Regions from separate parts of the Homo sapiens genome. Here region 1 is linked to region 2. Evidence: chromatin loops called from intact Hi-C (ENCODE). Cell type or tissue: mammary epithelial cell. All regions are shown on one strand. Each heading gives the region's core, and the rest is flanking DNA. Links, peaks and the distances in the headings are about the cores only.

The links. A loop is a pair of places that touch in the nucleus more often than their neighbours do. Peaks named below come from ENCODE experiments on the same cell type or tissue, not always from the same donor. Only the 100,000 strongest peaks of a DNase experiment are listed, where the experiment ranks them.
Region 1: it touches region 2 in a loop (14-fold over the local background); 15 of 110 quality-filtered maps call a loop at or near these places.

The regions. Positions count from the first base shown.
Region 1 is chr11:46,363,107-46,373,654 of GRCh38, forward strand. DGKZ (diacylglycerol kinase zeta) reads left to right here. Exons shown (of 31, transcript NM_001199267.2): 2 at 4,185-4,293; 3 at 4,546-4,641; 4 at 4,899-4,973; 5 at 6,388-6,444; 6 at 6,835-6,903; 7 at 8,207-8,278; 8 at 8,381-8,497; 9 at 8,598-8,669; 10 at 8,969-9,064; 11 at 9,322-9,404; 12 at 9,511-9,571; 13 at 9,665-9,778; 14 at 9,855-9,995. Among named protein-coding and RNA genes, the nearest start is that of MIR4688, 8.0 kb to the right of the region's middle. RefSeq lists enhancers at 6,080-7,279, 6,355-6,914, 6,915-7,472. In mammary epithelial cell, for the core only: CTCF peaks have their summits at 4,690 (motif pointing left) and 6,525 (motif pointing right); a DNase peak (open chromatin) is centred at 6,465.
Region 2 is chr11:46,532,780-46,543,327 of GRCh38, forward strand. AMBRA1 (autophagy and beclin 1 regulator 1) reads right to left here. Exons shown (of 18, transcript NM_001387011.1): 7 at 9,166-10,548. Among named protein-coding and RNA genes, the nearest start is that of AMBRA1, 56 kb to the right of the region's middle. RefSeq lists enhancers at 4,846-5,349, 5,350-5,855 and a silencer at 9,180-9,474. In mammary epithelial cell, for the core only: CTCF peaks have their summits at 4,557 (motif pointing left) and 5,243 (motif pointing left); a DNase peak (open chromatin) is centred at 5,222; H3K27ac peaks cover 249 bases.

The DNA.
Region 1 (10,548 bases), core at 2,357-10,356, 170 kb before region 2:
ACGAGGTGAGAAGACACTGTCACGCAGAGCTGCGCTATGGGAGAGGCTTAGGCCCAGGGCGGGCTCCAACAAGGCCCAGGAGAAGCCCCAGCAGAGATAGGAAGTGAGGAGTCAGGCTCTTGCTGACCAGGGACAGAGGTTTCTATGGAGACCAGAGGAACAGGAAACTCAGGCCTGCGGGGAGGGGCATGGGAGCACGGAGGCATGGGTGCCCAGCAGGAGAGCCTGTGACAAATTGTCAGCTCAGCCACTCTGACAGCCTCCCCAGACACACAGGGAAACTGAGGCCCGTGAGGGGCCAACTTGCACACAGTCACACAGCACTGCCGGCCTTGCCCACCCCACTCTGCTGGGAGGGGCGGCATCATCGGCCGCCGAGGAGACTCCTGGACAGATGTGGACCTGGGCTGCCTGGCAGTGTGTGGAGCCGGGCACCACAGGAGCTCCTGTAAGCCGCCCTTGTCTCTCGAGGGGGTCCTGGCCCCTGTTGTCAGTGCAGGTCTGGGGCCGCAAGCTGGGCTCAGCCCTCACCGCTGCCCACGGGTGCAGCGGCACCTCCCCCCACTGACTGTGGCCTTTTGTTTTCTGGGTGACAGTAGCATCAGGCGGTGTGTCCGGGTGACTAATCTCCTCCAGGCTGGGCAGCTGTCACAGGGCGGCCTGACCAGGCAGGCAGGAAAGCTGACACCCTGGGGAGGGCTGGCAGGCCGGTGCCCTGACGGCAGGGGGCAGTTGGGCCTTCAGGCTCCTCTTCCCCTGACACAAAGCAGGCCCCAGGTCGGGAAGACCCGGGTTCAGGTCCCGAATGCCGCTGACTGGCCGTGGGACTGTGGCATGTTACTGGCCCTCTTGAAGCCTCAGTTTCCCCATCTCTAGAATGGAGCTGCAGGTCCTGCTTACCTCACAGGGCTGTGGTGAGGATTACACGAGATGATAAAGTACTTAGCCCAGGGCCTGTCACGTAGCAGGTGTTCGTTATTATTCCCTATCTGGTTCCCTTTCCTACCCCATCCCAGCCTCATGTTCCAGGAGGAAGGACCCTGCAACCCACCCCATTTCTGGGACGCAGGCTTTGCCGTTAGGTAGACTTGGACTCCAGCACTGACTCCACACTGACTTGCCGTGGACTCTAGGCGGTCACCTCTGCGTCAACTTCCTCATCAGGAATGCAGTGTGATGCAGTACCTATTCCTTGGGGTTGCAGTTTATGAAATGATCTAAGTGTTTGTCAGGGGCTTAGCACAGTGCCTGACACATAGGGGCTCAGTAAATGTCAGCCGTGACACTGGTGATTTTGGGGGAGACCCAGCGCTCTCCACCCATGCCTGCTGTCCTGCCCCTGCAGCTCCCTCCGGCCCAGGTGGTCTGCTTTGAGTGGGGCACTATTTGGGGTCATAAGAGCACTGCCCTGACCTCCCTGTCATCTGAGGCAGCTGGAAACTCCAATAGGCAGAGACCAAGAGCTGAGCTGTGCAGAACTCTGCTTCCCTAGGCACCTCCACCCTGTCCATCTCTCCCCCAACACCCCTGTACCTGGCCTGAAGCTGCTCAAGACCTGCAGGGCAGTAGCAAATCAGTGCAGTGTATGGAAGGAGAAGGTGCTAGACGTGCGGCCTGGGCCTGACTCCTCCAGCCCTTCATCTTTGCCTTCATCCTTCCTCCTGCCCAACATGCGTCCAGGGCATCACCCACCATGCCTAATTAATGCCAGCCTTCAGGGGACCACAGGGCTTCTTCTGTCAGCCCCAGGCAGCACTGTCCCAGGGCTGTGACCTTGACCTCTGTGGCTGCCAGCGGTTAGGATGCATCCCCCACCAGTCTCTCCCCAGGACCAGGGCCCAGGAGATCACCTGCTGTGGGGCACAGGTGGCCTCAGGTACCTGGAGGCATCGCCAGCCTGATCCATGCCAGGCAGGCTGCCCTTCCCCCACTGTTAGGAGAGGTAGGGCACAGGAGCTCGATGCTGGCTGTGAAGAAGGGTAGGCAGGGCTGAGGTGAGCTGGCAGAGGGAGCAAAGCATGAGTTCAGGATGGGTCCATGGAGGCCAGGTCCAGGTGGGAGCTAGGATGATGCCCACAGCTCCTGCCTGCCTGCAGGAGGGAGCTCTGGGCTGTGCAGCGTTTGGAATTGTGAGTATGGGGGCTTCCAGCATCAGGGCCGCAGAAGAATGTGCAGTCACAGGCTCCATCAGGAGCAGAGTCAGAAGGGTTTCCCGGCATCACCCAGCTTCACCCTGGGGTATCCGTACTTTGTCCCTTCAGAAAGGTGAGACAGAGCAGTCGAGCACCAGAAAGTTCTTACCATCAGCACTTCAGACATACAGGCACGCACACACCCAGAATCCAGAAGGCTTTGCTTTTGGCCCAAGCCTATTGTCACGGCCCCCTGGGTGTGAAGGGAGACTGAGCAGCCTCTCTCCCAGGAGAGCCAGACAGTGACTCTCCAGTTCCCTGAGACCTGGTCTCCCCTGAGCTACACATTAGACCCTCTCTATTTCCAGGAGTCACCTTCAGCCTGACCCCAAGGCTATGGGCTGAGAGACTCTGGGGGTCCTGTCAGGATTAAGTTCCTTTGCAGAGAGCCTCATTTTGTTATAGCTTGGTTTGCTCCATGTCCCATGAGGGGACACCTAACCTGCCCCCACCATGTTGGTGGCAAAACAAAGGCCCAGCAAGTGGGAAGCCCTGCCCTGGGCCCCACCGTCCATCCAGGCAGACCGACTCCCCATTTTCTTTTTGTTTTCTTTTCCATCAGCTTCCGGCAGGGCAGGTGGAGGCCTTTAGGCCCAGAGCTCTGTAGATTCTGGTGCCTGGATGGGGGAAGAAGGGGTAGCCTGAAGCACCCACCTCCCTGGGACTCCAGGGCTCCCTAGGGTGCAATGGGGGAGAGCATCAGTGCCCCAACAGCTGTAAACGTGGGCTCCCCTGAGCACCCCTGGGATCCTCACATGGAGGTCAGAGGCTGCAGTGACCCCTCCCTCCCTCAGGGGTTGCTTCCCTTCTCATGGGGCAGAGGCTGTGAATGGGCTCCTGGTTGCTTCCCTTCTCATGGGGCAGAGGCTGTGAATGGGCTCCCGGACACAGGACAGACCGTGGCCTGATCCAGCTCCTGATGCTCCCGGTCTCTGTGCCCAACAGCCAACCGCCTGCCATGGAGACTTTCTTTAGGAGACATTTCCGGGGGAAGGTGCCAGGCCCTGGAGAGGGGCAGCAGCGGCCCAGCAGCGTGGGGCTGCCCACAGGCAAGGCCCGGCGTCGCTCCCCCGCTGGGCAGGCCTCCTCCTCACTGGCACAGCGGCGCCGCTCCAGCGCCCAGCTCCAGGGCTGCCTCCTGAGTTGCGGGGTGAGGGCCCAGGGTTCCAGCCGCCGGCGCTCCAGCACTGTGCCCCCTTCCTGCAACCCCCGCTTCATCGTGGATAAGGTGCTCACTCCACAGCCTACCACCGTGGGGGCCCAGCTTCTGGGTGCACCCCTGCTGTTGACCGGGCTTGTGGGCATGAATGAGGAGGAGGGTGTCCAGGAGGATGTGGTAGCCGAGGCATCGAGCGCCATCCAGCCAGGCACCAAGACACCAGGGCCACCCCCACCTCGGGGCGCCCAGCCGCTGTTGCCCCTACCCCGCTACCTGCGCCGAGCCTCCTCCCACCTGCTCCCCGCGGATGCCGTATATGACCACGCTCTCTGGGGCCTGCACGGCTACTATCGGCGCCTCAGCCAGCGGCGGCCCTCAGGCCAGCACCCTGGCCCTGGGGGCCGAAGAGCCTCAGGCACCACCGCCGGCACCATGCTGCCCACCCGTGTGCGCCCACTGTCCCGCAGGCGCCAGGTAGCCCTACGGCGCAAGGCGGCCGGACCCCAGGCCTGGAGCGCCCTGCTCGCGTAGGTATAGCTGTGGCCAGCAGGGCGAGTGGTGTGACCTCCTGTGGGTCTGGCCTGGGCATGGGCCTTGAAGCTCTGCCTGGCTGAGGGTTCCCCACTTGGGAACACTCTGGGCAGTACCCTGAAGCCAGCGTACCCCAAAAGGCCATGTCTCTTGCAGGGAGCCTCTTAGTGTCTGGGGCTGCTGGGAGGCTCCTCCGCCCTCCCTGTTGCCGAGGTCACGGAAAGGGCAGAGGCCCCAGGAGGTGGGAGGAAGTAGGGTCAGCAAGTGCTCAGCCCCCTCCTCAGCTGTCTTCTCCTCTCTAGGAAAGCCATCACCAAGTCGGGCCTCCAGCACCTGGCCCCCCCTCCGCCCACCCCTGGGGCCCCGTGCAGCGAGTCAGAGCGGCAGATCCGGAGTACAGTGGACTGGAGCGTGAGTGCCTGAACACCCCTGGGTCCCAGACCCTCTGGGCTCTTGGCCAAGGCGCAGCTGGCGGGTGGAGGCACTAAAGGCAGCTGGGAGAGCCAAGCCTGGAAGGGTTGGGACAGTGGGGCAGACGGAACAGAGCAGGGTCGATCGGGGCGCTGGAGTGGGTTTGTCTTGGGAGAGGGCGGGTGGGCGGGGGCTGATGGGAGGGAGGGCTGGGCGGCCAGCGTGTGCTGAGCAAGCCCATCCCGTGGCTAGGAGTCAGCGACATATGGGGAGCACATCTGGTTCGAGACCAACGTGTCCGGGGACTTCTGCTACGTTGGGGAGCAGTACTGTGTAGCCAGGATGCTGGTGAGTGCTCGTAGGGGCACGCCGCCCCCTGCTGGTGGAGCCAGTAGCCGCAGCCCTTCCGGGAACGTGGGATTGAGCCCGCTCCCTGGCACCCCTGCTGTGGGCCGCCCCAGGATGGTGAGGGGTGCAGGGGCTTTGTCCGGATGCCAGGACTGGGGCTTCCCAGTGCACACAAAGGGCAGCTGTGCTGGGGCAGGCAGCCTCCGAGATAGACTTACCTGGTGCCTCAGGGGCCCTCTCTTCCTGTCCTGCAGCAGAAGTCAGTGTCTCGAAGAAAGTGCGCAGCCTGCAAGATTGTGGTGCACACGCCCTGCATCGAGCAGCTGGAGAAGGTGGGTGGGTAGCTCAGCTTTGCCCGCCCCTGCCCTTTGGGTGCTGAGGCCCTTTCAGCGCGCACTCACACCCACATGTTATACAAACGGCCTGCCAGGAGTGACCCAGCACTCGGGGGTGAAGAGTCAAGGACCCTGGAGCCAAATGCCTGCGTTCGAATCCTGGCTCCTCACTGATTAGCTGCTGTATCCCCACTGCCTGGAACAAACCTGGCGCCTAGTGGGTTCGTTGAATATCACTCAATGGAATGAATTGACGAATGGTGGCCCTTGTACCATTTCACCATGTCCAAACTAGTGCTTAGAAGAGGCCATTGATTTGCTGAAGCTTCATAACTCAGCTGTGGCTACACCCTGCCTCTGTGGAGACCTTTCCCCAAGGGCCATTGTCCACTGTGCATTTGCAGCTGGGGGCATGTCTGGGCACTGTGCTTCTAGAGGTGGAGGCAGCACTGGGCAGACGGGTCAAGGCCAGGGGCAGAAGGGTTCGCATGGAGGGGCAGCGCTTCCCAGCCTGCAGAAACCCAGGCCATCATACGGGAGAGACTGTAAGACTAGGAGTGGTTCAGGCAGGCTCACACAGGCTGCTTTCCCCAGCCTCTGAATTGTAAAGTGAGGCTTCCTTATACCTCTAATAAGGCTGAAGTAGGGACAGTTATGAGAAGGGAAATAGAAATGCAGCCCCAAGCACTGTACACTCATCATTTAAGGTGGAAATCGACCTAGGGTTCCACAAATTAGCTAAAGGTCTCCAGGGGCCAGGCAGTGCAAGTCTGCGTGTGAGGACCAGGCTGGCTGCGTGTGCCCGGGTCGGGAGTGCCAGAGGGCGAGGAAGAAAGGATGCGGCCGAGTGCGGTGGCTCATGCCTGTAATCCCAGCACTTTGGGAGGCCGAGGTAGGTGGATCACCCTGAGGTCAGGAGTTTGAGACCAGCCTGGCCAACATGGTGAAACCCCATCTCTACTAAAAATCACAAAAATTAGCCAGGCGTGGTGATGCACACCTGTAATCCCAGCTACTCGGGAGGTGGAGGTTGCAGTGAGCCGAGATCGCACCACTGCACTCCAGCCTGGGCAACAGAGCGAGACTCTGTCTCAAAAAACAAAAACAAAAAAAAAACAACGAGCAAACCATGGTCCCATGTTAGTGGGGGAGACGGACCCAAAGCTCCCAACCTCCCCCTCATCCTGGGTCCTGGGTGGAAGAAGGAAAGATCCCTCTGGCTAGTGAGGAGGAGGCAGAGAGGCAGGAGGGCTTCTCACAGGAGGTGTCTCGTGTTTCAAGGACTCTCGTGACGATTTGGGGGTATCCCCACCTTGTGAGGATGACTCTGGGTTGTCCTGGAGGGAGTGACCACATACCTGACCCCGAAGGGAGGTTCTGACATTTTGGTGGTCACTGCCATGTTTCACAGATAAATTTCCGCTGTAAGCCGTCCTTCCGTGAATCAGGCTCCAGGAATGTCCGCGAGGTAAGTGCCCAGGGTGGTCAGGGATGGGGCCACCCTAAGATTCCTGCATGGGCCTCTGCGCAGTGCCTCTGGAGTGCCACCAGGGGGCTCGGCTCCCTCTAGGCTGCTGCTCACTGAGGTCTGTCTGAGGTCTGCCATGCGGAGGCCTAACTAGCGCTGCCTGCGGAGTGGGTGGGACAGCTTGTGCCTCCTGGTGCTTCCCAGCCTTCTCTGTCCCTCTGAGTCTGAGCCTCCCCCAGGCCATGAAGAGAGTCTTTAGCCCCTCCTCCACTCATGCGCAGGACTGCAGAGCGCTTCCTGCAGCCCCGTGTGTTGAGCCGTGTGGGCAGTCCTCAGGACTGTGCCCCTGCCCACCCCTCACCCAGTGAAATTTTTCCCCTTCTCCCCCAGCCAACCTTTGTACGGCACCACTGGGTACACAGACGACGCCAGGACGGCAAGTGTCGGCACTGTGGGAAGGTGAGAGGCCCTGCCCGAGGACATCGCCACCTGCACCTGCGGTCCTGAGCCCAGGCCATGTGGCCGGTGTGGCCTGCCGATCACTGACCACACCCTGGTGTGCAGAGTCCGGGGCTGACCCTCAGCCTGGCTGCAGTGCCTTCAGTTCTCAAGCACCCTGGCCTGCTCTTGGTCTCTGGGCTTAGTAGGAGAGCAGGGAGGAAAGTTTTCTTCCCATGTGGCACACCTGGCCTGCTTTGAAGCTGCAAGTGGCCCTTTGGAGAATCGTATAGACTTACTCATTCGGTGACTCCATGGATACTTGTGTGCCGAGCGCCAAGCTGGGCAGCGGTTTCCCACCCTCCTGAGGACAGTGTGGCTTGAAGCCAGGCTTTCCAGGCGACCGCCTAACCCAGTCCACAGTTGTTTGGTTCACTTTCTTGTTTGCTTCTTGCCCGCCTCCCTCAGTAAGTGCAGGCTCTCAAAGATGGAGAGGCTTGCTTCACTGATTCTCAGCGCCTGGCCCACTGCAGGCCTTTCATAACAGCCTGTGTGATGAACAGGGAATGAATGTGATAGGTACTCGGAAGCGGCAGTAAATTTCTTTAACAGCACATGGGGGTCTGGTCAGGCCTCGGGGGTAGGAAGGAGGGAAAATCCGAGTGAGGCAGGAGTTAGCCTGCAGTGTGGCAGAACGGGTATGCATGTGGTGCCGTGCAGGTAACTTCAGGGAGTCAGGGGGCCCGGGCTAAGCCACCCTGCTCTTCAGGCTTATCTTATACATATTTTTTTTTATTTTAAAAAATGTGTTCAGACTGGGTGTGGTGGCTCACGCCTGTAATCCCAGCACTTTGGGAGGCTGAGGTGGGTGGATCACCTGAGGTCAGGAATTCGAGACCAGCCTGGCTAACATGGTGAAACCCTGTCTCTACTGAAAATACAAAAAATTAGCTGGGCGTAGTGGTGGGCGCCTGTAATCCCGGCCACTCAGGAGGCTGAGACAAGAGAATCGCTTGAACCTGGAAGGTGGAGGTTGCAGTGAGCCAAGATCACGCCACTGCACTCCAGCCTGGGCAACAAGAGCGAGACTCCATCTCCAAACAAAAACAAAAAATGTGTTCAAAGCTGGGCATGGTGGCACATGCCTGTTGTTCCCAGTTACTTGGGGGGGCTGAGGCAGATTGCTTAAGCCCAGGAGTTTGAGACCAGCCTGGGCAACATAGCGAGGCCCTGTCTCTGGGTGGAGAGAGGCTGGCACCAGGAGAGGGGCTGGGTCTGCTGCTCCACGCCTGCCCTGGTTCCCATCCATCCTGTCTACCCTCAGGGATTCCAGCAGAAGTTCACCTTCCACAGCAAGGAGATTGTGGCCATCAGCTGCTCGTGGTGCAAGCAGGCAGTGAGTGGTGCCCCCGCCCCCAGGGCCAGGCCCTGCACTGCTGGGTTTGGGTCCCCGAGTCTGAACACGGTCCCGCTGAGCCCGGCCCCTCGCTCTCCTCAGTACCACAGCAAGGTGTCCTGCTTCATGCTGCAGCAGATCGAGGAGCCGTGCTCGCTGGGGGTCCACGCAGCCGTGGTCATCCCGCCCACCTGGATCCTCCGCGCCCGGAGGCCCCAGGTGAGTACTGCCTGCACCCTTGATGCCCCGTACGCACTTGGGGTCTGCCAGCTACCCCAGCCTGCCCACCTCGTCACCAACACCCCTGCTTCCCTTGCAGAATACTCTGAAAGCAAGCAAGAAGAAGAAGAGGGCATCCTTCAAGAGGAAGTCCAGCAAGAAAGGGCCTGAGGTCAGCCCCAGGCTGGGCAGAGGCTGCAGGGGAGCAGGAGAGAGGGGTCTGTTGCTCAGGGTACAGAACTTCCACCCCCAGCTAATGCTGCCAGCTGGTGGGGGTCTGTGTGGGCTCTGGGGCCTCTGAGGAAGGCAGGATTAGATGCCAGTTTCTGCTCTGTGGCCTGGTAAGATCTGGCCCAGAGATGGTACGTGAGGGTACAAAGAGGGAACAAAGTCACCCAGGGGGCCTGCTAAGGATGATGGTAGGGTGTCCTGGACGGGAAGGAGCTTACAGCCTCTCACCTTGTCTCCCAGGAGGGCCGCTGGAGACCCTTCATCATCAGGCCCACCCCCTCCCCGCTCATGAAGCCCCTGCTGGTGTTTGTGAACCCCAAGAGTGGGGGCAACCAGGTGAACGCGGCCTTGCCTCTCAGCTAAGGGCTCGGGCGGGGGTTGGGGTCCAGCCCGTCTGCCAGCAGCTGTTCCCAGAGCCCGTTTCTGGCTTCTACCCCAATCCCTCTTTCCCAGGGATCCTGAGAAAATCCTGTCCTTTCTCCACCCCTCACCCCTTATTGGCCCTGGTTCCCACAGTCACACCCCTCTCCCTCTGCTGCTCCCACTTCGTCCCACCACTGCCTGACTGTCTCTTGGCTCCCCATCCCATCCAGGGTGCAAAGATCATCCAGTCTTTCCTCTGGTATCTCAATCCCCGACAAGTCTTCGACCTGAGCCAGGGAGGGCCCAAGGAGGCGTAAGTACTTGCCAAGGTTTTGTGGGGGACATGGGGGGGAACTTGCCTCACTCCTGGGGTACAGCACACATCCCCTGACCCCACTGCCATCTTCCCATGAGCCCAGGCTGGAGATGTACCGCAAAGTGCACAACCTGCGGATCCTGGCGTGCGGGGGCGACGGCACGGTGAGCTCCCCGCATGGGCCAGCCGAGCACCAGGGCTGGGCCTGAAGCCGGGGTCCCTGTGGGCCTGATTTGCCTCTGTTCTTCCTCCCCCAGGTGGGCTGGATCCTCTCCACCCTGGACCAGCTACGCCTGAAGCCGCCACCCCCTGTTGCCATCCTGCCCCTGGGTACTGGCAACGACTTGGCCCGAACCCTCAACTGGGGTGGGGTAAGCACCCATAGGAGGGGGGTGCAGCTGGGGCCTCTCCAGCCACAGAGGGCTCAGTCCCTGCCTGCTCCCCCAGGGCTACACAGATGAGCCTGTGTCCAAGATCCTCTCCCACGTGGAGGAGGGGAACGTGGTACAGCTGGACCGCTGGGACCTCCACGCTGAGCCCAACCCCGAGGCAGGGCCTGAGGACCGAGATGAAGGCGCCACCGACCGGGTAAGTTGGCCAGGGTTGGTGGGGGGCAGGGCAGGTGACTGGGGACTGGATCCCACTTTTCCACTTGCTGGTTCTGGGACCTCGGGCGTGTCTCTTCATTTCTCCAACTTCCACTTCTTCCTTGTACGATGGGAATAATAGTACTTGCCTCACAAGATGCTGTTTTTTCTGTGTTTTTTTTTTGTTTTTTTTTTTTTTTTTTTGAGACTGAGTCTCGCTCTGTTACCCAGGCTGGAGTGCAGTGGCGCAATCCCAGCTCACTGCAACCTCCGCCTCCCAGGTTCAAGCGATTCTCCTGCCTCAGCCTCCTGAGTAGCTGGGATTATAGGCAGGTGCCACCACACCTGGCTAATTTTTGTTTTTCTGTTTTCTTTTTTTTTTCTTGTTTTTTTTTTTGTTTTTGTTTTTTGTTTTTTGTGACAGAGTCTCACTGTCACCCAGGCTGGAGTACAGTGGCACAGTCTTGGCTCACTGCAACCTCTGCCTCCCGGGCTCAAGCTATTCTCCTCCGTCAGCCTCCTGAGTAGCTGGGACTACAGGCACCCGCCACCAC
Region 2 (10,548 bases), core at 863-8,862:
ATAAAACAGGAAATAAGAAATACTTTATATATCTTACATTAGTAATAATGAGTAGCATACAATTAATTTTCATTTACCACTAACAACGCTCATACTCTTGGGCACTAGCAATTCCACTTCTAGAACTTCATCTTCTAAAAACACTTAAGTACACAAAGATCCTGCAACACTGTGAAAAAGAAAACAAAACATGGCCAACATGGTGAAACCCTGTCTCTACTAAAAATACAAAAATTAGCCAGGCCTGGTGGCACACACTTGTAATCCCAGCTACTCGGGAGGCTGAGGCACGAGAATCGCTTGAGCCCCAGAGGTGGAGGATGCAGTGAGCCAAGATTGCACCACTGCACTCCAGCCTGGGCTACAAAGCGAGACTCTGTCTCAAAAGAAAAAAAAAAAAGGAAAAGAATTAAAATAAATGGAAAAATGTGTTTTGATTAGCATAGAAAAAATTCTGGAGTTAACACACACACAAATTGTTAATAGCAGATCTCTGAGCAGTGGCTTTAAGAGGATATCCACTTTCTACAATTGTACATTTCTGTAATGTTTGATTTTTTACAAATGAATTGACAATAGTTTTGTAATTAGCAAAAAACAGGAATTTCATTTCCATTTATGATCTCTTGTTTACTATTAATTTTTCAAGCTCTCCCTTCCTCACAGTTCGATAACACGCCTTCTTGTTTGGAGGTTGGGGAAGAGTGGAGGGGCTTTGTTGCAGGTAATATGCCTGCTGAGATGATTGATTCATTCATTTGTTCAACCGTTCATCAGCTCTTCACCCAAACATTTAAGGCCTCTCTTATCTTGACAGAACAAGTCACTCCTCCTTTTTGGTTCTCAACACAGTCTCAAGACACAAATCAATCTAAAAGTGTGCAGAGTTGGCCTAGCTTTAATTTACGCTACTTAGCTCCTAGGTCTATTCTCAACCAGCAGCCACAGTTATCTTTTTAAAATATAAGATCATGCTACTCCACTTCTGATGGTTTCCCAAGTCACTCAAAGGAAAAGGCAAAAATCTTTTAAATGGCTTAGAAGACCCTGCATAATCTCATCCTTGTCACCTCTCCAACTTCATCTTCTATCACTCCATCCCTTGCTGTGCTCCAGCTGCACTGGCTGACGGTGCCAAGCATCTCAGAGATTTTGCATTCGCCCTTTCCTCTGTCTAAAATGTCCTTCCCCTAGTGTCGACGGGGTTTGTTTTCGCACTTCTTTAAGGTCTCCTCTGCTCCAGTGTAACCTTATCAAACCTTTTTTGATGATCCTATTTCAAATTGCAGCATCCCCTACATTTTTTATACATTTCTCTTTTTTGCCATAGAACTTATCACTGTCTGGCATACTAGATATCTTATTTTTTTATTGTCTTTCTCCCATTAGAATGAGAGAATTATTGCTGGCATTTAAATAGCACCTGGTGCCAGCCAGGTGCGGTGGCTCAGGCCTATAATCCCAGAACTTTGGGAGGCCGAGGCGGGCGGAGCACCAGAGGTCAGGAGTTCAAGACCAGTCCGGCCAACATGGTGAAACCCCGTCTTTACTAAAAATACAGAAAAGTTAGCCAGGCGTGGTGGCAGGCGCCTGTAATCCCAGCTAGTTGAGAGGCTGAGGCAAAAGAATCACTTGAACCCGGGAGGCGGAGGTTACAGTGAGCCCAGATCGCACCATTGCACTCCAGCCTGGGCAAGAAGAGCGAAACTCCATCTCAAAATAAAGTAAAATAAATAGCACCTGAAATCCAGCAGGTGCTTGGTAAATATCTGTTAATGGAATGAGTGAATGGATGGATGCATGGATCAATCACAGTTTACAAGCCCAACTCTCAGCGTTATTAGGAAGAACCAAACTCATCCAGGAAGCAGTCCTTGTGCATACTCCTCAGTTCCCTCTTCCTTTTTCTGAGAGACAGGGTCTCCACTCTGTTGCCCAGGCTGCAGTGCAGAGGCGCAATCATGGCTCACTGCAGCCTCAACCTTCTGAGCTCAAGCGATCCTCCCACCTCAGCCCCACGAGTAGCTGGGACTACAGGCACATGCCACGATGCCCAGCTAATTTTTGAGCTTTTTGTAGAGATAGGGTTTCACCATGTTGCCCAGGCTGGTCGCAAATTCCTGAGCTCAAACCATCTGCCCAACTTGGCTTCTCAGAGTGCTGGGATTACAGGCATGAGCCACCACACCCAGCCCTCAGTACCCTATTCTAAAGCCTGAGTTTACCTTCCCCAGCTTCCCTTCCCTTACATCTCTTAAAATAAGTTTGTTAATTCCACCACAGGCTTTGTCTCCTTTTTATTTCCCAATACTTGTTCCTCTCTCTTCCTAGAAAGAACACGTCATAATTTGCCTGTATCACAAATGAAATTCTCACAGTTGAGGATTCTTTCCTATTTGTCCTTAAATGCCGAACTTCTAACTAAGAAGAACTCAGAAGTTAGAAAGCGTTTACTGTATAGTATCTTGAATACCAAAGACAACAATTCCACCAGTTTTTTTCAGGGGGAACTATTCACACTCCGCATAATTAGAGGTAAAGCAAAACTTTCTGCTAACTAACATAAGGATTCTGACCTCCACAAGAAAAAAGGGACCTACAAGCATCTCAAAACTTAACAAGGTTCACTCTCATGATGCTCAGACTCCAAAACAAAAGATGAGAGCACACATTTTCTCAAACCCTAAAAATCCTACTTCTAAGCAAATTTAATGAATGCCTTCCACAGAAACTTAAAGAAAAAGCATCAGTAGGAAAGAACCTTCGCATTTAAATTGGATTATCCACATGTAATTTTTGAACTAAATCAAGACCAAGTATACCTTCATAGAGATTGCAGAAGAATCTTTAAGGAGAAAAAAAATACCAACAGCACTGACTGGCAGAGATAATAATATTACTGAGGTGCCAAGCCAAAGACCTAATAATATTACTGAGATGCCAAGCCAAAGACCAACAAAATGGTGTCAAGAGCAAGCTGTATTCAATAGGAATGGGGTACCAAAAAGATAAAAAAAGGGAAGGCTGCATATGATGCCAGTGCTCTCGAGGAAGGCGCAGACCCTGAGTCATCAGTGTAAAGCCAATATGAAGGACACATATTGGCCAGGTGCAACAGACTTATTACAGGCTTCAGGACAACCCATTCACAAGTTAGGAACATAGCACACAGTGAAACATCAGAGGTCACCGGAGCTCAAGTTTTGGAAGGTGTGACTTCCTTGTACAACTCTAAGTAATACCGTTTCATTTATTTAACAAGTGATTATTGAGCCAATGACTCTCTGTAAGACCAAATGATGGGATATAGTAATAGGTTTTTTAATCTTTTTTACTAAAAAGGCCAAACAGGACTTATATTGCATATGAAACCATAAGGAACATAATTTCAATTCTACTTATTCAATTCAACTAACATTTACTGAGCATCTACTGTGTGGCCAGGTAGTATTCTAGGTAGACAAGGGATATATACAGACATGATCACTGCCTTCAGGGAGCTCACTGACGGAAAGGTAAACAAATAATTTTCTGTCATGGGTGCAATATCACAAAGAAGTATCTAGTACACATGCAACAAAGAAAAGGAAGTGATTACTTGGGACAGTCAGGGAAGGTTTCCCAAGGGACACGGTGACAGCTGTGCTGGGTTTTGAATAATAAATTGTGTATATTCCCCATCCAAAGAAACTGGGAGAGATTAGATATCGAAACTCTTTAGACTCAGCTAGATCAATGGCACAGAAAAACTACTAAATTTGGACCCCTTTCTATAGTAGTCAGGCTAAGAAGACTGCTACTTTCCTCATTTTTAGGTTGCCGGCCCCCTTTTGTGGACCTACAATCAGCCCCGCAGACACCCATTTATTTTCCTCCATCAATGTTTGGGCCGAGGCCTCCCTGGAGAATCCCCAAGTGACTGGAGCTGAGGGATCAAATAAGTGTGGTGGCCCACGAAGCCTCAAAGGGCTTCAGACTGTTCTAAGCTCCAAAGCAATTCCCCCATAAAAGTCTAAGAAACTTAGCAATCCAATGAGGGCTTCTAACTCTAACCTTGATGGCCACATTTCACACTAAGGCCGTCAATGTACTTCCCCAGTCTTCATCTATCATGAGAGAAAAAGACCTAAATTCTCAGAAGACGCTCAGTCTTACTAAATACTCCAGACCCAAGTCTTTAACTACCTAGAGACAGAATACAGAAACAATTAGTGCTTCTAGGAGGAGATTGAGACCAATTTTTATCTCTCTCAGTTGCTGGAATTTTAATAGTGAACATCCCTAACAGGGATCACTTTATTGGGATTAATCAATGTAGTTCTATGGGCAAATAACTAAAACAGCATTTCTCCTAGAAGCATTGTGTTAGTTACCATTCTACCCAAAAATAATAATTACAAATTATCTAACAGACCTCCAATTTCTTACAATAAGAGTTAACTGAAAAGTTCCCTCAGGCAATGACCTACATGAGCAACAGAGGTTTTGACAAAGAAAACTGCTGTTTGAAGGCACTTATTTCAAATGAAACGGAGGAAAGGGTGCCCTCTTCAGGGCCCAGGAGTTCAAACCCCACTTTTGCTTACAAACACCTCTTTAAGAAATCATTTACTCTCTCTGTTTTGTCATCAGAGAGAGACTAGACTACAAAAGTTCTAGGTTCCCTCCAGTTTTAACTTGCCATTGAAACCATTTTCTTTTTCCTAGTACCAGTTTTTAAAGGCCAAGGGCACCCTACCGCAAGGAGCCACAATACCCTGATCTTCTGCTGGATCCTGCACTCCCACACAGAGAAATCATTTCTTTGTAGTGAAGCAAAGGCCCACCACTCAAGTTGCAATGTAGCGTCAGACTATTATAAAAAGACAGTTTGCCCTCCACTGCCCACAGGCAAAAGGAGACAAACCGTGTACTGGTTATTACCACTTGGCAGCACACAGCTACACTGAAATACACACTGTATGCTTATCAATACCCTCACTATTTGCAAACACTATTAAATATCCCAGCAGCACCAAGGATCCAGACATCTCTCCTTTGCCTATCTTCTACTATAAGGCCAATGAACAAAACTTTCTCCTTTCAAGTACAATCACCTTTTATGAACTCCACTCACTCAGGAACAACAGTCATCTACAAAAACAGGCTTTGTTAAAAGAACCAACCTCGTACACAAACAGCAGGGACACCTTTTCTTCCCAGTCATCCTAACCTAGCAGCAGCAGCCCAACAGTGACACCTGCTGGAGAACTAGAAGCAAGGGTTGGCTCATCACCTAGAGACTTTCAGCCCCTTTAGAAGGCAGAGGAAGAGGCAGACCAGCACCTGTTTGTCTTAGTGATTTACATCAGAATGCAGCCATTCAAATGGTGGTCCTTCTTTAATGTGTACGCACTTATTTTACAACATACCTCATTTTTGAGACAGCTGTCAGCCCTTATGGTATACGACATCCTAGCTCATTTAAAAGTGATTCCATATAAATAATGTAACTACTGTATTAATATACTATCTTACAATGAGAACCCTGAGTTATTTGTATATTTTAAAAGAAAATGAGCATAAATATAAAATTGTTTACAGTGAGATGACCAGGGACTTCATTTTTATAATACACATTTTTAAATGGTTGAACTTTAAACCACAATGCATATATTTTTTGGCACCAGAAAAGAAAAAAATACTTAAACAAAAAATTATGGTACATCCTTAATAGTTTCTGGGTTTTTTTTTAGACGGAGTCTTGCTCTGTCGCCCAGGCTTGAGTGCAGTGGTGCAATCTCGGCTCACTGCAACCTCCGCCTCCCCGGGTCCAAGTGATTCTCCTGCCTCAGCCTCCCACGTAGCTAGGACTACAGGCATGCACCACCATGCCTGGCTAATTTTTTTTGTATTTTTAATAGAGACGCGGTTTTACCATGTTAGCCAGGCTGGTCTCGAACTCCTGACCTCAGGCAATCTGCCTGCTTCGGCCTCTCAAAGTGCTGGGATTACAGGCGTGAGCCACTGCACCTACCCAGTAGTTTCTGGGTTTTAAATAACCTACTTTATTAAGTGATTAATAATATTTTAGATGTATAATATCATAGCCATTAGTCACATGTGATTATTTAAATTACTTAAAAATTTAAAGATTACATTTATTTTCTCAGATCACAGTAGCAGCATTTCAAATGCTCAATAGCCATGTGTGGCCAGTGGCTACCATCTTACATAGCACAGATAGAGAACATTTCCATCAGTGTAAGAAGTTTTATTGGACAGCATTGCTCTAGAAAATCTAGTGGTTACAGACAAAATTATCTGATATCTAGGTGCCGGGAGCAGACGGAATATAGATTAAAGAAAGCCAGCCAAGCATTGATAACCTTTGAAGTCAGGTTATAGGTGTATGGAAGCTCAGTTATACTTTTCTCTTCGTTTTTATATATGTTTGAAGATTTCCATAATAAAATATTAAAAGAAAAAAAGTGGTTCACTTAAAAATGAAGTTATCGGCCAGGCGCAGTGGCTCACACCTGGAATCCCAGCACTTTGGGAGGCCAAGGTGGGCAGATCACCTGAGGTCGGGAGTTTGAGAGCAGCCTGATCAACATGGAGAAAATCCGTCTCTACTAAAAATACAAAATTAGCCAGGCGTGGTGGCGCATGCCTATAATACCAGCTACCCGGGAGGCTGAGGTAGGAGAATCACTTGAACCCAGGAGATGGAGGTTGTGGTGAGCCGAGATCACACTATTGCACTCTAGCCTGGGCAACAAGAGCGAAACTCCATCTCAAAAAAATAAAAATGTTATATTAAGGAAAATGCCATGAAGGGCAGCTTGCACAAATCTTTAGTCATGAAGACCAGAGTTCAAATTCTCACTCAGAGACCTATTATATGATCTTTCACAAGAAACTGACTTCCCTGAGCCTCACTTTCCTCAACTTTATAAAATGGAAAATTGAATACCTGACTTGCATAGAGTCGTTGTTGAAGGCAGAAGGAATTATTTCAAAGCAAGAACACAATACCTAACACATAGTAGGCCCTCAGTAACTGGTATCTCTTTTTTTCCTTTTTTCTTGAGATGGAGTCTTGCTCCATCACCCAGGCTGGAGTGCAGTGGCGTGATCTTGGCTCACCGCAACCTCCATCTCCTGGGTTCAAGCGATTCTCCTGCCTCAGCTTCCCAAGCAGATGGGACTACAGGCCTGCGCCACCAAGCCCGGCTAATTTTTGTATTTTTAGTAGAGATGGGGATTTACCATGTTGGCCAGGCTGGTCTCGAACTCCTGACCTTAAGTGGTCTGCCCGACTCAGCCTCCCAAAGTTCTTGGATGACAGGCGTGAGCCACCGTGCCCGGCAGTAACTGGTATCTCTAATTATCATCAAACAATAGAGTTTATTTAAACCACTCAGGAATTTCTCAGAATAGCACATGAAGAGGTACTACTAAAGCAGAATGGACAAAAGCTAACCAGAGCACACTGGTATTACGGAAACAGCAACTGCTTGGTTTCTTAGAGCAGTAACTGAAGACAGTCCTTTTACAGAGATCTTTAATAAACTTTTAAAGTGCCTACTACATGTCATGCCCTGTGTTGACTGCCTTCTCACCACTCTTGGCAAAGAGGAAGAACAGAGGCTCGGGCTCCTGATGAAGACCAGTATGCCAGGCACAATATTCCAAAACCAGGAATTGAGGAGCTGTTAATCCAGAACTGGTTTCAAGCATATGGGCAGAGTTAGCAACCTCTCTATTTTATTCATCTTTCACATCTAGTCAAGTCTCCCTCTGCTTCCTACCCAGGGCCCTTAGTAACTGCCTAAGAACCTACACATACCATACCCTTTCCTCCCTTAACATGTGCTGTTTCCCTAAAATAAAAAGGTCTTGCTCTCTCCAAATCCTATCCATCTTTCAAGACTTGATTTTGCAAAGCCTTCTTGGATGATACTTCCCTCTCTCTGAGACTACATCCAATCTCGGTACCATACAATGAAGCATTTGCTCATCTATACTTTTGAAAAATTTCGTTGTCTTGCCTCCACAATAACACTGTAGACTCAGGTGGGTAAAGACCATGTATTATACTTCTTTTGTATTTCCCACAGTGCCTAGCACAGTGTTAGAAAATTTGTAACCATTCAACTAATACTTATTGACTGAGTGACTGTCTAAAGCATCCTCCCAAAATAACAAGTACATTATGTGCATAATTCATATTCCCACCCTTGTTAGAAGCTTATGTCAGAGAAATTTCAGTTGCTTCGACAGAGGATGTAATGCAGCGCAATATGCTGTTTGGATCCAACAGGCATATTCTTGGAGTTGGTGATTATGCTAGCTTTGACCTTTACAAAATTACAGAAAGAAGTCCCTAATAAATCAAGATAGATGCGCACATAGCCATACATGGAACATATGGTGGGCGATCAACTACACCTACTCTGTTTCTCCCATGAAAGAGTTGGCTAGGATGCCAATCTGAGTATGGAGAGTCTTTCCTTCCATGAATTATTCTTCTTCTCCACCCCAAGGTGAAAGTCCACCTGGAAGGTCCATTCAGAGAATCTCAACTGAGCAATAGGCTGCCCAAAAACAAGTATCTCTGAAAAAATTGGAATTTTTCTTGACATACATATATATACATATATGTATTTTTTTTTCTTTTCCCTTTGTCAAACTGCAGTGTTCCAAAAGATAAGGATTAGGAAGTGAACTCAGTTGTCCAAAGCAATACAATCAGCGAAGAGCCAATATACTAATCTCTACCATGCAGGGTTCTCTTTTACTTATTCCTAGGCACTCTGGGACTACTACAATAAGTAGTCCTGCACATACAATGTCTCGACAAGGTCAAAAAGCAGGCAGAGAAAGTCAATGGTTCCATCTCCTCATGCCTCTCTAACCTAATCTACACTCTCCTTTCAAGGCTAAAGCCAGAACCTTGAGCTTAGCCGAAATAGAGCTAGCGCAGCCAACTGACTCATACTGCTAGGCCCTATCCTATCTCTGCCACCAGAGCAAGATTTTCCAAGAAAATGCAATGGCGAGATCAGAAGCAGATGCGTGGGTCCCAGACACTCCAGATACAGCCACAACATCTATAGGACTCAAGGAAATGATACAAGGAGAAAAGCAAGGGATGCAGAAGATAGGAAAGCGACTGCTTACCTCCTGAGTGAATCCTCCTCAGAGCTCTCCTCAGGCATATCCTGATGTAAGGCCTCCTGTGACACAGTTCCAGATCTGCTGGACTGGGTGTAAATTCTTTCCCAGTGGCCTGTCTCCTGGTTAAAGGCCACCCCCACAGTCCTCTCCTCCTGCGGACTAGCAGAGCTGCTCAACTCCAGCCTGCTGGAGCTGGGCGTTTGGCCCTCAGTCCGCTCGAGAGGTGGCAACTGGCTGCCACTTGATGGCACACTCTCAAAGGAGCTGGGGACCTGCCAAGAGGAACTAGCCTCGCCAGAGGAGTAGTTAGGTGTGGTTCTTTCCCAGCGCAGGGTATCGTTGTTGAAGGTCAGGAGATTGTGGCAAGCACGACAGCGATTCAGGTGGCCACGGGACAGGTTGGAGTTGTTCTCACTGCTGTGTGGGGTGGGCTGGTGGGAAGGGCCTGGCCTCTCAGATTCAATGTTATTGTTGAGCATTTCCTGGGCCTGTTGGGTCTGGGGAGCTTCCCCACTCAGGCTCTGATCCAGCTCCTGAAGCCGGTCATACTCCAGAAAGAAGCGTCTCAGGTCACACTGAAGCTCATGGCGAATGCTGCCCGAGTTGTTTTGGCTGGAGCCATTCCCTCCATCTGACTCAGTTGCCAACCCTGATGCCGGAAAACCCCTCCCTTCTGTGGCTGAAGTGTACACAGATGCCTGAGAGCCACCTTCCTGCTGTCTCAGCACAGACAGCAAACTCACCGAAGAGGCACTGGTTCTGGGCGGGGGCATGGATTCCGCCTCAGAGCGGGAGTTCAGACTGAGTACTGTCCGGGTCCACTCAGATCCTGTCAACCCAGGAGCTATTTCTCGGTGATACCTAGAAGGGTGGCTAGACAGAGGCCCTCCCAAAGAGCGGCGGGTAGGACCCAGACTGAGGTTGCGGAGCGTGTTGCCGGCAGTGCTGCTCTGGACTGTACTGAAGGCAGACGGCCGGTTCAGGAGGCCCTGGTCCTGCTGCGTTGACGAGGCCTGCTCCGGGGGATGGAAGGGCTCGGTCTGTACAAAAGAAAAGGAAGGGGTAGTAGCTCTGGCAGAAGCAGGGGGGACACTGTCCTGGTGTGGCAAGAGGGAAGGAACTCGAGTGCCAGAGCAGCGGCTGCAAAGGCACAGGATCCCAAGGTGCTGGCAGCACTCAGCTGTGGGGTAACTGACCCGCTGTCGGAGCCTGATGTAAGCGGAAGTCCTGGGGCGCTCCGTGGAGGGCTGAGGGGGAGGCGGTGGGGGTGAGGGGGTAGCAGAATCTTGCACTGTGCTTTGCTCTCCCACCTGGATGCCAGAAGAGCGGGAGGACAGCATGTGCAGGAAATTGTGGAGGAGAGGCGTCCGGCGAACTGGCTGTGAT